2 separate regions of the Homo sapiens genome follow, and region 1 is linked to region 2. A link is an interaction called in ENCODE POLR2A ChIA-PET data of the cell type or tissue named here. Cell type or tissue: OCI-LY7. All regions are shown on one strand. Links, peaks and the distances in the headings refer to the core of each region. The heading gives the core; the rest is flanking DNA. Region 1 overlaps LOC105374313 (a long non-coding RNA gene). Region 2 overlaps PFN2 (profilin 2).

Evidence for each region. Peaks named below come from ENCODE experiments on the same cell type or tissue, not always from the same donor. Only the 100,000 strongest peaks of a DNase experiment are listed, where the experiment ranks them.
Region 1: POLR2A ChIA-PET joins it to region 2 with 10 read pairs; 7 of 35 experiments call an interaction of 5 or more read pairs at or near these places.

The regions. Positions count from the first base shown.
Region 1 is chr3:150,142,341-150,154,484 of GRCh38, forward strand. It overlaps LOC105374313 (a long non-coding RNA gene), which reads left to right. Exons shown (of 3, transcript NR_136187.1): 3 at 8,171-8,661. It also overlaps the pseudogene RPL32P9. Among named protein-coding and RNA genes, the nearest start is that of LINC01998, 67 kb to the left of the region's middle. In OCI-LY7, for the core only: no CTCF peak of the experiment used is centred there; no DNase peak of the experiment used is centred there.
Region 2 is chr3:149,964,285-149,966,784 of GRCh38, forward strand. It overlaps PFN2 (profilin 2), which reads right to left. Exons shown (of 3, transcript NM_053024.4): 3 at 620-2,302. The coding sequence ends at 2,205. Among named protein-coding and RNA genes, the nearest start is that of PFN2, 5.4 kb to the right of the region's middle. In OCI-LY7, for the core only: no CTCF peak of the experiment used is centred there; a DNase peak (open chromatin) is centred at 1,177.

The DNA.
Region 1 (12,144 bases), core at 5,508-8,007, 180 kb after region 2:
AAAAAACACATTTCAATTTGTAGGCGTTTATAATTTGGAATTCACAGTACTTGCTTCTAGGTTGTCTGCATTAGCAAGCTAGCAGCAACCAGGACTAAAGTGCTACACAGTGCCTTTTGCACTCAGGAAGTCATCGTTTATTTGTTATTTCTTGGTTGATTTATACTTAGCTAATTATTGCTCTACTCTTGGCCAGTTATAGTTTCTTCTGTAGGGTCCATGATTCTGGAAGTTTGTAGTTGTGGCCAAGTTATAATGAATTCCTTTCGGCATTCCTATAACCAAATTACATTAATCAAACTTAAAGAACTCTCCCCAGATTCTGCAACATTAAAAAAAAAAAAAAACCAACAACAATAGCAACTAAAGACATTGTGACATAATCAAACCTATTCGTGGTACTGTTTAAGGGTATGAATATTGGAGTCTGAATACCAGGTTACAATTCCTATATAAAGCACTTTACTTTTCAGGCAAATTACATAATTTCTCTGAGTTTTAATTTCTTCACCTGTAAACTGGGCATTTTAAATCACCTGGCTTAACTACCTCACAGGTTGTATCAAAAAACACGAAGTGTGTGTTTTCTTTCTGTAAACTGTTAAATAAAATACAAATGTTATTTCTACCATAGTGCTTGCAGAAAGTAAACTTCCAGAAAATAGACTTTTAGGGATAATTGAGGCTTCACCACAAATATTTTTTATTTTAATTAGAATGGAAACAAACATACTTTTCTTCTGTGTTCAACAATCCTGGGACCAAACCAAATAACTTACTTACTTGCTCCAGGAAATTCTTGTTCCCAGAGGCTGAGAACCAATTAAATGGCTGACTTACCAAGAGTAACATCTTGTTCATTAGTACTCACTTCTATACCCTCTCCTCACTGTGCCCAACAACCCAAAGATATTGTGTTATAAACTGCCCAATCCTAGTTTCCTGCCTTGCAAGGCTTGCCATAAAAGCCATCCATCCCAGGCACTAAAATACTATAAATATCCTCTCCTGAGTTTCCCCTTTTGAGATAAAACCAAGGCTTTGTCAAGGTGGTGTTTTCTCTTTCCGCAATAGGATAAAAAGCTTAGCTTTGCTTGATCAACAGGTTTTTCTGGTAGTTTTTTGGGAAATAAACATAATCCTGTGAAAAATCTTCCCTAAATGTAGTATTCCAACTTTCTTTCTTCCACAGCAGGATGGCCTGGTGGAACATACTATTCAGTGCCCTGGGTGATCATTTAAAATATGAATTTTTCATCCAAATGTGTAGTCCACTAAAGTTCCAATAATTTCAAACCTCTGAATGATTGAGTCCTAGTTGAGAGTGGAATGAAGTAGTCCCCAAAGCTGCTGCCTCAGAATTTGGGGCCCAATAATAGGGCAATTCAACTTCCATGGGAGCTTCTGGTGCCCAGCCAAGAGCTGAGGTCTTCTGGCTTAACGTTTGTTAATTACGGTATAGTTGAGGTTTTCAGACTTCGGTGTGTATAAAATCATTGGAGAAGCTTATTTGTAATGTAGATTTCAGAACCCCATCCCCAGAGATTCTAATTCATAGACACAGAATATAGGGCCCCAGAATCCATATCTTAAGTCTATAGTCTTTTACAGACCATATTTTGAGAAATATTGAATGATTATAGGGGAAGTAAGACCCTCGTGGATGCAGGAAACTGGTTATGATGAAAATCTTTAGATAATATCTAGTAATGAGGCACAATATCCTGAAATAACACTGTTTATTCTGGGCTTTAGTTTCCTCATTTGCAAAACAGAATTGCGAAGATTTATTAACCACAAGAGTTAAAGTATATTTGGGTTCATGAGCTGCCCGATTCTCCTTGCTTGATGCTCTGCAAATAAAAACCCTCCTTTCTCTTGCTGCAAACCTCACTGTGGATGTTTGGTCTTACTGTTCCAGGCAAGTGGACCCCAGTTTGGTTCAGTGACACCCGGGGCCAGGGAATAGGCTTCTGCTATGCCGTTGATCTGTCATCCTCAGCATGTGGCTTCCACTTTCTAGTCTAAGGCTCATGCAGCCACCACTTCTGCATTCCAGGCATCAGGAAGAAGAAGGGAGAGCAAAAGACAGGAATCTTCTCCATAAGGCACTTCCCAGAAGTTGCACATGTCACTTCTACTCACATCTCATTGGCAGAATTAAGTCACGTGATTATACCTAACTAAAACAGAGGCTGGGAAATGCGGTCCTTGTTCAGAGCAGCCAAGTGTCTGGCTAACATTCAGCAAAGGAAAGCGTATCTATTATTAAGGAGAGGGGAGAGAACCAATTATTGGTTTCTGCTACATGGACGTTGTATAAAGGGCCTTAGCTATCATGTTGGAATAGTTTGTATTTAATTCATCTAGGAATTTGGAGACAATACATTGTTTAGAGGCAAAAATGTGACATTATTTTACGAATATAATCCATCTTTCAGTGATCTGTAGGAGGGACTAAAAGAAGGAAAACTTGAAGCAGGAAGGCCAAATCCGTGATGGCAACAGGTAAAGCAAGAGGTAATGTGGACAGAATTTAGCAGCAGCAGTAAGAATAGAAAGGAGACACTCAACTGAAAAAATGGAACCAAAAAATTTGGTAACTGAATTTACTGTGTGGATGAACAATGAAATGAGAATGTCAAACTTCAGTCGTGACTGCCCAGAATGGAAGAGCACAAGCTCAAATGTCTACAGAGGCCCTGTAGATAAGTAATTGGGCAAAATGGGCTCCCATATCACCCAATAGGAAGGCAGGGGGCCTTCCTGGTGCCTAGCAATAGAAAAGCTGCTCAGGCCCCTGGAGACACCACTGCTCAGACTTTGAATACCACTGGGGCCGTCTTGGGGGGCAGGGGCAGGGAGATAGGAGTCTCAAAAGAGACTCCTACAGCAGGAGAAATAAAACATTTATCAATATCTCCCACTTAAAAATCTCAAACTACCCTATTAAATGAGTATAAAACACTTATATAACCACTTCCACCCTAAGCCTCCAAGATGGATAAGGATTATAAAATAGTCAGCATTTCTACATGCCCTAACAATATCTAAGAGCTAAAATTTATGTAATGTTTTGTTGTTTTCATTTTTTTAAAATTCATTTATTTACTCATTCTCTTAAATGGGATTCCCATTTTACATGTGAGAAAACTGAGAAATAGTCATGTTAACTAACAGTCATATTGCCGGAAGGGGTAAAGCTGAGATCCTAACTCGGGCCTTTCTGCCTCATCATCCCAAGGTCTCCCACCTCTGTTACATGAATGAGCAGAAAGCGATCACTTCTGGATTGTGTGGATGTGCATGCATGCTGTCAATTTTATTGATCACAAAGAGCTAAGAATGCCCTGAGTAATCTGGAAAACACAATTGTTATGTCACTTTCAGAAAAACTGCTTCCGTGTGGATTGGTAGTCAGTGTTCCTGTAATATGAGAGTTTTCTCTTCACTTGGGACATTGAGACCTAGTGATGTTTCTGGCTTTCTGAAATCTCTTGCACATATTCTCTTGGTTGGTGTGGCAACTGCTTCTGTTGCTGCTACTGACGTACGCAGGCCTTTCATGTTGCTCACTGAACTTACTGAGACTTCTAGGTTGGCTCATGACCCAGATGCATTCCTTAAACTCTTCCCACCTGAACTCATAAACACACAAACCCTGCTTTGAGCCTCCTTCAGAGAATAAAATCTCTGTTAACCTGGAATAAAATATATCTAGTAAATAAAGAATAATGTATTACCATTGTTGATGACATAAGGAATTTTGAAACAGCCCAAACATCTCATCATAGGGTTTTATGTGCCCTACTTATGTATCATCATAAGCTTATAATGAAAGAGCTACTCAATGAAATGTTATTTATTTATTCATTAAAAAATGGTAAATGAGCAGTCAAGAAATTGAATGTGGCTGTGGTTTTTATCACGTTAAAAAAAAAAGGAAAATGGCAGGAAGGAAATATACCAACATTTTAACATTGGTTACATAGCCTGTAGCACATTTAAACAGAAAGAAATCTTGTTAAAGGAACATTTTGTGAGAACTGCAAATCAACAGAACACCAGCATCTCAGCTGTTAGATTTGGTTCAGATATTGATCAATAATAATAACAAGAGGGGTTCTTTACTTAAGACTTCATGAAGCGAATAGAAATTTGAAGAGAATGACTAAACCCATGCTTTAAAGCAAGAATTATATGCAGTCTTACAAGAGAGTGGAAAGCATGATGAAGAATCAAGTCCTGGAGTCAGACTACTAATTGCAAGGCTTTAGGAAAGTTACTTAACCTCTATGTGCTTCTATTTCCTTTTTTTAAAAAAAATGGCACGGTGAAACCCCGTCTCTACTAAAAATACAAAAAATTAGCTGGGCGTGGTGGCGGGTGCATGTAGTCCCAGCTACTTGGGAGGCTGAAGCAAGAGAATGGCTTGAACTGGGAGGCAGAGCTTGCAGTGAGCTGAGATCGTGCCACTGCACTCCAGCCTGGGCGACAGAACGAGACTCTGTCTCAAAAAAAAAAAAAATGGTGTTGTTGAGGATGAAATAAAACTACCTGGCAAACAATAAGTACTCGATAAAAGTTACTAGAAGCATTCTGACATTGATTCTCTTTCTTTTCTTGCTAAGAAAATGTTGATAAGCATTAGCCGCATGTAGCAAAAGAATGACTGTGTCCAGTGTTTGGAAACATATTTGGCACCTCCTTCTGCTTGCTTAGGAAAAGCTCCCTGAGTGATGTAGCTCTCAGTTCTTTCTTTAATCTGGGAGCTTTGTAGTCTGTCCTTTGGGTGGAAAATTAACCTCATATATGGGATCCAAAATGAAGTTAATTTCCACAAGTGGGAGGAAAAACAGACGCCATGACATTTCCTATGTAATGCCGTCACGCATTCTCCTTTCCACTGTGCAGCACACTGGGGTGGCACAGCTCCAATATGCAGCCTGCGTTATGTTAGAGGCTTGACTAGAGGGTAGGATGGAAGGGCCGCACGTGAGCCAGCTGCAGGAGGAGTAAAGTGTCAGGAGGAAAGGGACAGAGTAGGAAAGGGACAGAACAGTCACGCTCTGCCCCAAATTCACTTTGTGACGTTGGGCAAGTGGACTCACTCTGACCCTTGGTTCCTCCCCAGGCAAAATGAGGGGCAGAACTGAGTAAATTCCTCCCAACACTAACATCTATGATTCTATTTTCCCCTCCCAGTGACCACTTCCTCTGAAAGTACAGCTGACTCACGACCCCAGGCAGCTTAAGATGTGCTCCAAGCCCTTTCTCATCAGTAAAGCCTGACTAATATCAGCCTGAATTTAAGGCTGTTTAGCAATTGTCCTGCCTGCAGTTGGGGGTGAAGGAGGTGAGCTCCCCATCTGTGCAGGCTGGAGGCTCTGCATTTACCCACTGTGATCATTGCCATGGTCTATTGCTGCTTCGTCTTTAAACACTGTTTACTCTGCCTTTCCTCTCTCCCAGCATTCTTCTGAATTGGGCTGGATGATTTCTCCTTTTCCTTTTCAGAAGTTTAGTTTACCTTTAGCTTTAGCTTGGAGCTTTGGTGATGAAAGAAAAGAGATCGTATTTCCTCTAGTCAGAGCTGTATTTTCAGGGCACAGCTGCCTGGACCCACTAGAAATATAACAAGAGTACATATGAGGTCATGGTCAAATCCCATCCGGCTCCCTCCTAATAGGAGAAGAACGCAATGAGAGTTTAGTCTCCGGAAAGTCAAGCTTAGCCAGGCTTGTGGGCTGGATGCTGGGTGCTGGTGTCATAGTAGATCAGTTGAAGGGACGGTGTTTTTCCAGGTTCTGGATGGAGCTCCAATCTTTTCTCTATTTCTAAATTCTCATGACTGCCTAAGGGCTAGGAGAGGCCTTAATCTTTGATTCATGGAATGTTGGAACCAGAAGGTCTCCAAGTGCTGTCGTGTTGTGACACTGAAGCACTGTTTATTGATTCCCTGGAAAGCCCTAACAAATATGACTGGTGCAGAATGCACTTTGGAAGGCCATCTAGTCGAATTAGGAGTCTTGTAATTCCATGTTCATGTCACCTGTGCGTGTGACCAGTGTACATATATGCACAGATTTGCGCATGAAGCAGGTGACTGGGGAACGAATGACCTATTTGCCAAAGCATTTGGAATATTCACTCCAAGACAGCAATTAGCAATAAATCCAGGTCTTTGAGCTGGTAATAATATCTACATGTATACAGTATTGATTGAGCTCTTATGATATGCTAGGCATTATCCTGCAGGCTTCATAAAGATTGTATTATTTAATGTTCACTATGATCTTATCAGATTGGGGCTGCTATTCTTCACACTTAATGAATGGGGAAACAAGGCTGAGAAAATTTAAGTAAAATTTAAATTTTCCGAACTCACAAAGCTGCTCATGTTAAAAACAAAATTTAAACCAAAGTAGTCCATCTGCAGAGCTGTGCATCTATCAAAAAAACTATACTGCTCCCCTACATGTGGTCTCTGTCCCAATGACATGGTGAATACTTTTCATTTTGCAATGAATTTCACTTAGTGTAGGTTAAGAACCAGGATTTTGGAGATTTAGTACTGCCTAGATTCAATCTCAGTTCTGTCATCTGTTGTTAGAATCTTGGCCAAGTTGATTAACCTCTGTGCCTTAGTTTCCTCGTCTATAAAATGGGGATAATAATGGTATCACTCTCACAAAGTTGTGATGATTAAATGAGAAAACATAAGCAAAGGTCTTAGAACATAGTAATGCTAGCCATTCTTAACTTTTTAGCTATTATTAGTAACAAACATGTATTGATTACCTACTGTATTTCAGGTATTAGGTTCTTAGACGTAGGCAGAGGAGAGGGACAGGATATTATGGTTAATAAAAAAAGATGTTATAGAGAGGGAAAGATATATTTTAAACCAATCATGATATAAAGTGTTATAATCCATAGTGGATCACTAAGAAAGGATTGACAGGCAGAGACAAAGTTGCAAAGGGAGGTTTGGGACCAGACTTGAAAGGATACAGAAACTGCAAGTGCTAAAGGGTTGGGACTTCATCCTGTGTAGGCAATGTAGGTAACCAAGGAGCTGAGGTGTTTTTAAAATAGTGGTTGGTGGCACAATCATTTAAGGGTTTTACTAACCACTGTCTGAACCCTATTTAGTTAAAGGTGAGTATTAGAAAAAGTTCTAAGAGAACAGAAATGGTCCTTATAAAAACAGTTTTGCCAGATTTTAAAAAAATTCTGTTTGCAAGCTGATCTGTAGATTTTATATAACATTAAAATATTCTCTGTACCAAAAAAGGACTTCAAATCATTTTATATCCTGATCCCACATGCATTGTGCAAATGACTCTCATTGACTTAATACATTTGGCATCCTCTAGCATGTATAAAACATGCTTTATAAATAGTAACATAGCCCGTGCTGCCAGGGCCTCCTCTTGACTCAGGCAAAGATGACAGTGTATTCTCTTAAGAATATGAGATAATGCATGAGGCAGTTCTTGCAATATGTATGCCAGAGAAGGTTTGAGCTGGGGCATAATCTCTAGGGAATGGGAATAATTTTAAAAGTCAAAGCTATGGTTGGCTGGTTTTTACAGCAATAAACCCAACCTGTTCCACCAGTTCCATTCTGCATGGTTGATTAAGTGACCAGCATGACCAGCCAGTCATTCTCTGCTGTGTATGCCCAGCTCAAACACAGAGAGCTAAATGAAGTGGAAAAAACCCACATTAATAAAGGAAGAGCTGAGGATGTGCAAGGATTTAGCACAAAATGTTCATCACAGTGTTAATTAAAATAGTAAGGATGCCCAACATTTGGTAAAGTGTTTGACTGTTATAGTACATCTGTAAGACTCACTACTTCGCAGTTATTGAAAAGGATGATCTATAAAAGAATATAATAACACAAAGGAATTATACCACAGTAAATGATGATTTTAAAAAGAAAGCTTCTAATACTGTATGCACAATAAAATCTTATTTTTTAAAAGAAAAAAGATTCATGTTTTAATAGCTATTATCTTTAGAGGTTGAGATTATTGGGGACTTTTGTTGTATTCTTTTGCTTATGTATACTATTTAATTTTTCTATAGTGAAGATCTATTAATTTTATATCAAAAGTTAAAAAAAAAAATCTTCCCCTCTCTTCCTGCGTGTTGCCTACAGAGGGAAAGCCATCTCCTTCTTGACACCATGGCTACCCTTAGACCCCTCGTGAAGCCCAAGATCATCTAAGATGGACCAAGAAGTTTATCCTTCACCAGTCAGACTGACATATCAAAATTAGATGTACGCATATAGCAGCAACCCAGAGGCATTGACAACAGGGTGGGGAGAAAAATCAAAGGCGAGACCTTGATCCCCAACATTGGTTGTGGGAGCAAAAAGAAGCAAAACACATGCTCCCCAGTGGCTTCCAAAAATTCCTGTTCCACGATGTCAAAGAGCTGGAAGTGCTGCTGATGTGCAACAAATCTTACTGTGCTGAGATTGCTCAACATGCTTCTCCAAGAACGGTTAAAGCCACTGTGGAGAGAGTAACCCGACAGCCCAGCAGAGTCACTAGTCCCAATGCCAGGCTGCACAGCAAGAAAAATTAATAGACAGCTCATGTACACATTTTATTTGTGTTAAATAAAACCATAAATACTCTGTCATCTGGCATCCTCCCCCTTAAAAACATACAAAAAATACAAAAACAAAAACCAAGAAAATCTAAATAAAAGAATAAAATATTTGTGGGTGCTTTATACATGTTGCTCATTTAGTTCTCACACCAGTCCTATGAGATGGTGTGGCAAAAACCATCAGTGTTCTCCCAAATCCATGTGTTTCATGGCATTTCCAGACTCCTTTGCAGTCAGATTGGTCATATAAAAGACTTCCGACAGATGAAATGTAGACATGAGTTATGCACCCCCTTCCAGCCTGGCCTTACAATAGCCTACAGTGCTTTTTGCTCTCTCTCCTTCTCTTCTTCATCACACTGAAAGCAAATAACTCCAACTCGTGGCCCAATTAAAGGAGCTCAAATGTTCAGAGAGCTGCCCAGGAAAACCACCTATCTTCACCCACTTTGTGCTCCCTCTCTCTTTCTGTCATGTGAGGATACAACAAAAAGTTGGCAGTCTGCACCCTTGAAGGGGGCCCACACTTGGACCCAAGTATGCGGGCACTCATCTCAGACTTACAGCCTCCTGAACTGTGAGAAATATATTTCTGTTGTTTGTAAGCTACCCCACGTAAGAATGTTTTATAGCACCCCAAACTGTCTAAGGCAGTGCATTTACAAGATTGATATTCACAGTCATTATTGGTATAATTGCATCAACATCTAACATATTTGTGATGTTTTCTATTTGTTGCCCTTGATTTTTCTTTTTATTTTTGTCTTTCACACTTTTTCTGCCTTTTATGGTTTTAATGAGCATTTTATCTCCTTTATCAGCATATCATTTGTAGTTCTTTTTTTTTACTTTTATTTATGGTTGTCCTAGAGTTTGCAGTAGACATTTATAACAAATCCAAGTCTACTTTTAAATTACACTATACTTCTGTAGTGCAAGTACCTTATAGTAACAAAATATTTGTAATTCCTGTCTTACATTCCTTTTATCATGTTGTTGTTCATTTCACTTATACATAAGCAAGTATATATGAATACATTGTTTGTGTTATTATTTTGAACAAGCTGTTAGAACAATTAAGAAAAAATAAAGAGTTGAAGAAAGATATAACATATTAACATTAATTAAAAGAAAGCAAGAATAGCTATATATTAATTTCAGACAGAATAGACTACAGATCAAGGAAAGTTATCAGGGATAAAGAGAGGAATTACGTACTGATAAAAGGGTCGAGTCTCCAAGACAGGGCAATCCTCAGTGAGTATGTGCCTAACAACAGGGAATTGAAATATGTGAGAAAAAGCTAATAGAACCGTGCAGGAGGATTATGGCAGGATGGCACTGTAGAAAGCACCAGGAATGTGTCTTCTCACCTAAACACCAATGGCACTAGCAGAATCTGGCTAATGTAATGGTTTTGGAACTCAGGAGTCTATTGAAGACTTAAAATTTTCAGGGGAAGGCTTGGATGGTAAATGCTGGTTAATTTCAATCAATTTCTGCTGTTAGCACAGTAGCAGTTACCCATCCCCCATCCCTCAGCTCTGGGACAAGTAGCTGTGCACATGTTCCTGGAACAGCCTGCAAACAACTTGCAGAAGCCAGGTTGGGTGAAAAGGATTCTGTTCTCAAATATCCTGGATTGGTACCCTTCTGATCTCAGAGATGCAGATGAAGAAGAAGCCATTGTTGTTGCATTTCCAAGCATTGTTGCGAGTCCCTTCCCCCTTGGCTGATGTGACTTCCAGCAGAATGTAGTATACCACATTAACAAAATGAAGAAAAGGTCACGTGATCATTTCAATTGATGCAGAAAAAGCACTTGACAAAATTCAACACCCTTTCATGATAAAAACATTCCACAATGTAGGAATAGGAGGAAAAATTACCTCAACATATGAAAGTCATATGTGAAAAATTCACAAGGCACATCATACTCAATGATGAAAGACTTAAAGCTTCTCCTCTAAGATCAGGAATAAGGGAAGTATACCCACTTTTATCATTCTATTCAACAGCATACTGGAAATTCAGCAAGAGCAATTAGGCAAGAAAAAAAAAATAAAAGGCATCCAAACTGGAAAGGAAGAAGTAAAATTATCTCTGACACAGATGATATAATCTTATATGTAGAAAGCCCTAAAGATTTCTTAAAAACACTGTTAGAACTAATAACTGAGTTCAGCAAAGTAACAAACAAAACTCAATTGCATTTCAATACACTAATAATGAACAATCTGTAAAGGAAATGGACAGATCCAACAGGCAGAAAATCAGCAAGGACTAGTCCAACTCAACAACAGTATCAATCAAATGGATATAAGGGCCTCTGTAGACTACATCATCCAACAACAACGCAGTACACAAACTTCTCAAGCTCACATGGAATATTTTCTAAGAGAGACCACATTTTGGGGCATAAAACATGCTTTAATAAAAATGAAAGAATATAAATTGTACAATGTCTTCTCATAACACAATAGAATTAAACTAGAAATCTATAACAGAAAGATAGCTAGAAAATACTGAAATACTTAGAGATTAAACAACATACTTCTAAATAACACCTGGGTCAAGGAAGAAATCACAAGAGAAATTTTAAAATACTTTGAAGTAAATGAAAATGAAAACACGACTCATCAAGATTTGTGGGACGCAACAAAATCAGTGCTTAGAGGAAAATTTATAGCATTGAAGGCATATATTGGAAAAGAAGAAAGAACTAAAATAAATAATCTAAACTTCCACTTTAGGGAACTAGAAAAAGAAGAGCAATAGAAATCCAAAGTAAGCAGAAAAGAAATAATAAAAATTAGAGCAGAAATCAATTAAATGGAAAAGAAGAAATCAAGTGAGAAAATCAACAAAACTGAAAGCTTGTTTTTTGAGAAGATGAACAAAATTGAGACGTCTCTAGCCATATTAGCAAATAAAAAAAGAGAGATAATACAAATTACTAATACAAAAAATGAAAGAGGGAATATTATTATAGTTCCCATGGACGTTAAAAGGACAATAAAGAAGTACTATGAGAACAACTCTATGCCTATAAATTTGATAACCTAGATTAAATGTACCAACTCATTGATAGACTCAAGTGGCCAAAATACACACACAAGAAGGAACAGACAATCTGAATAGACATATATATATGTGTGTGTGTGTGTGTGTGTGTATAGATGTTTATATGTATACATGTATCTATACATACATATACAATATATGTGTGTCTATATATATGTATACATATATATTTAAAATTTGAATCAATAATTAATAACCTTCCAGGCCAGGTGCAGTGGCTCACACCTGTGATACCAGCACTTTGGGAGGCCGAGGCAGGCAGATCACCTGAGGCCAGGAGTTGGAGACCAACCTGGGCAACATGGTGAAACACTGTCTGTTCTAAAAATACAAAAATTAGCAGCGAGTGGTGGCACATGCCTGTAATTCCAGCTACTTGGGAGGCTGAGGCATGAGAATCGCTTGAACCCGGGAGGCAGAGGTTGCAGT
Region 2 (2,500 bases), core at 1-2,500:
ATGTAAATAGCCCTAAATTTACATATTTATCAAACTTCAATATATATCAGGGATTTTATGGCCTCTGGATTTAAACCTATTACACAGCCATGGTCAACATGTCACTACAAAGCCAAAAAATGCAAAAGCATCCCAATTATCTTATATGCTGCCTAAGGAATGTCTTCTGCTCTTATGTGGGAGGGCCCCAGCTGGCTGACTTCAGCCTGCCAACACAGCTTCCAAATCTAAAGTCATATGACATTTCAATACAGAAAAATCCACAATAGTGCAGAAACCCTTCTTGGTACTCCCTTTACTATTAGATTTCACATCTAGAAACCAGCAAGAAGAGGAAAATACTTATTTTCTAGCAGATAAGTCAGTTGCTTCTCACATACTCCTGAAGATGAGCCTGAAATGACTAAAAGCTATGTGTAACAGATCAGAGTCCATTAAAAAGAAATTCCCAGGCACTAATTTTATCTGTAATATTACTTGAAGTAGGCCATCACCTAATATTGCTGAAGTTTTATGCTTGCAGCAGACTTTGGCCTATTCTGTGTATTCCCACTTTGTCAAAAATCAACTTTTAACAGTTTATATAAACAATGTATATAAACAACAGGAGCCTAGAGTATTTGGTTGGAATAAATTTATTTCATCTGTCTGTAAACAAGGTGTTTAATAGTTATGGCATTTTTTTAAATGCATATTAAATCAGATGAGTTAGACTGTATCCCAGATGTAACAAAGTGCAGGGAAAGAAATGGACAAATCAGCAACAAGATTTGTTTTTAAATCTGTACATTATCCACAAGGCCCAAACAATAGAAGCAAATACTAGAATGTCCCTAAAGTAGTGCCATTCGAAAGAAACCCTTAATAGGTCAGTTAAAATCCATCTCACAATAGCAACAGTTCATTTTAACAATAGTATGGCACAGAATACATATGAAAAAAATTCATCACAAGACAGCCAAGTCCACAATAATGCAACTTCATATAAAAACTCAAGCTGCAAATAAAAATTGGTCCTATGAAGAACAAACTGGACACACTCCAGATGGTTATGTTGGGATACCTAATGTCCATAATGGCAGCCTTTTACAATTTTACTAAAGAGTAGAGCTGGTGTGCAAAGAAAAAGGAAGAAAAATCTGAGCTATTGCAATGATGGAATGTCCCTGGGGATTCAATCAGTATGGTTACTGTAAGGTCATGGGAGGAAGTGCTTTTTGCTCTTGTTTTGCCATTGCACTCTTCATATGTCCTGTAGACACTATGAATAAAGGTTTGTCTCTGCTCAAGTGCAACAACAATACTAAAAGCAAACTACTGCAGCTCTCAATAGCTCATCAACAAAAGGGATTTTAATTGGTTAAAAAAAAACAGGCACTGCATAAAAAAAGATGGAAGCAAACCAAATGCCTATGTGCGAAGGGAGGGGGGGCGGGAAAAAGAGAAGAGTGAAGGAATGATGCATGCACTTTTTCCTCCCAACCATGCGCTACAAAAGGAAGACTAAATGAGCCAAGTAAATGCTCAAAGTGCTGAAAAGACACTGATCAGAGATTGTACAACCGGCACCTTGCTTAATATTAACTTATTTTAGTAATCAATATCCCATTAATTGCTAAGACAAAGTGATGCCCAACTTGGCATGCCCCCTCCCCCCAATTTCAAGGTATCATGCAAATCATTATTGTGCTGCAATTATGTTGCCAGATAAGGGTTGGTTACATACAGTGGTTAACATACAAATGATCCATTGGGCAAACAGGAATCATGACATTAGAAAATAGGTAAAGAAAAATTAGCTACCATCTACAGTTTGGTAGCATTGTGACCATAATTAGGGTTGTTGATGAAGACAGTTGCTAGGTAGATGGGGAGAGGCTGCTTACACATCAGACCTCCTCAGGTATAAAGCGAGTTCATATGCTTTCTTGTTAAGTGTGCCTCCGTGGACACCTTCCTTTCCCATGACTATAACCAATGCTGGAGTACACAAGGAAACAAAACAAAAGTGAACAGAATTATTTTGGGGGGGGAGGGCAGAAAGAAAGACACCTTTCCCCACCAACAGAGGGATACAAAGGAGACACAGGTTCATACCCCATCACCCTGCATTGCTAATAAAATTTCCAGAATTAAGACTTAAGCTTATAGCTAGGAAAGTTTAAGAGCAATTTTCCCCTAATACTTAACAGTCTGCCTAGCAGCTAGAACCCAGAGTCTCTCAAGTATTTTGCCATTGAGTATGCCTTCTTATTCAATCCGCCTCCATGGACCCCTTCTTTTCCCATTACAAAGACCAAGACTGAAAGAGAAAGAAGAAAAGTGTTTCAAAAGAAGTGTTAATCAAGAAAGTCACATAAGTTTTAGCAGACAGAACCCGGATTAATAAGTTAACATTAAGTTAGTTTTCCATGAACTGCCAAGCACTGAAGTCAAGTAGGTTTCCAAAAAGAACTTTCAAACTAGTAATATACTAAACAGAAAATAGTAAACTTGACTG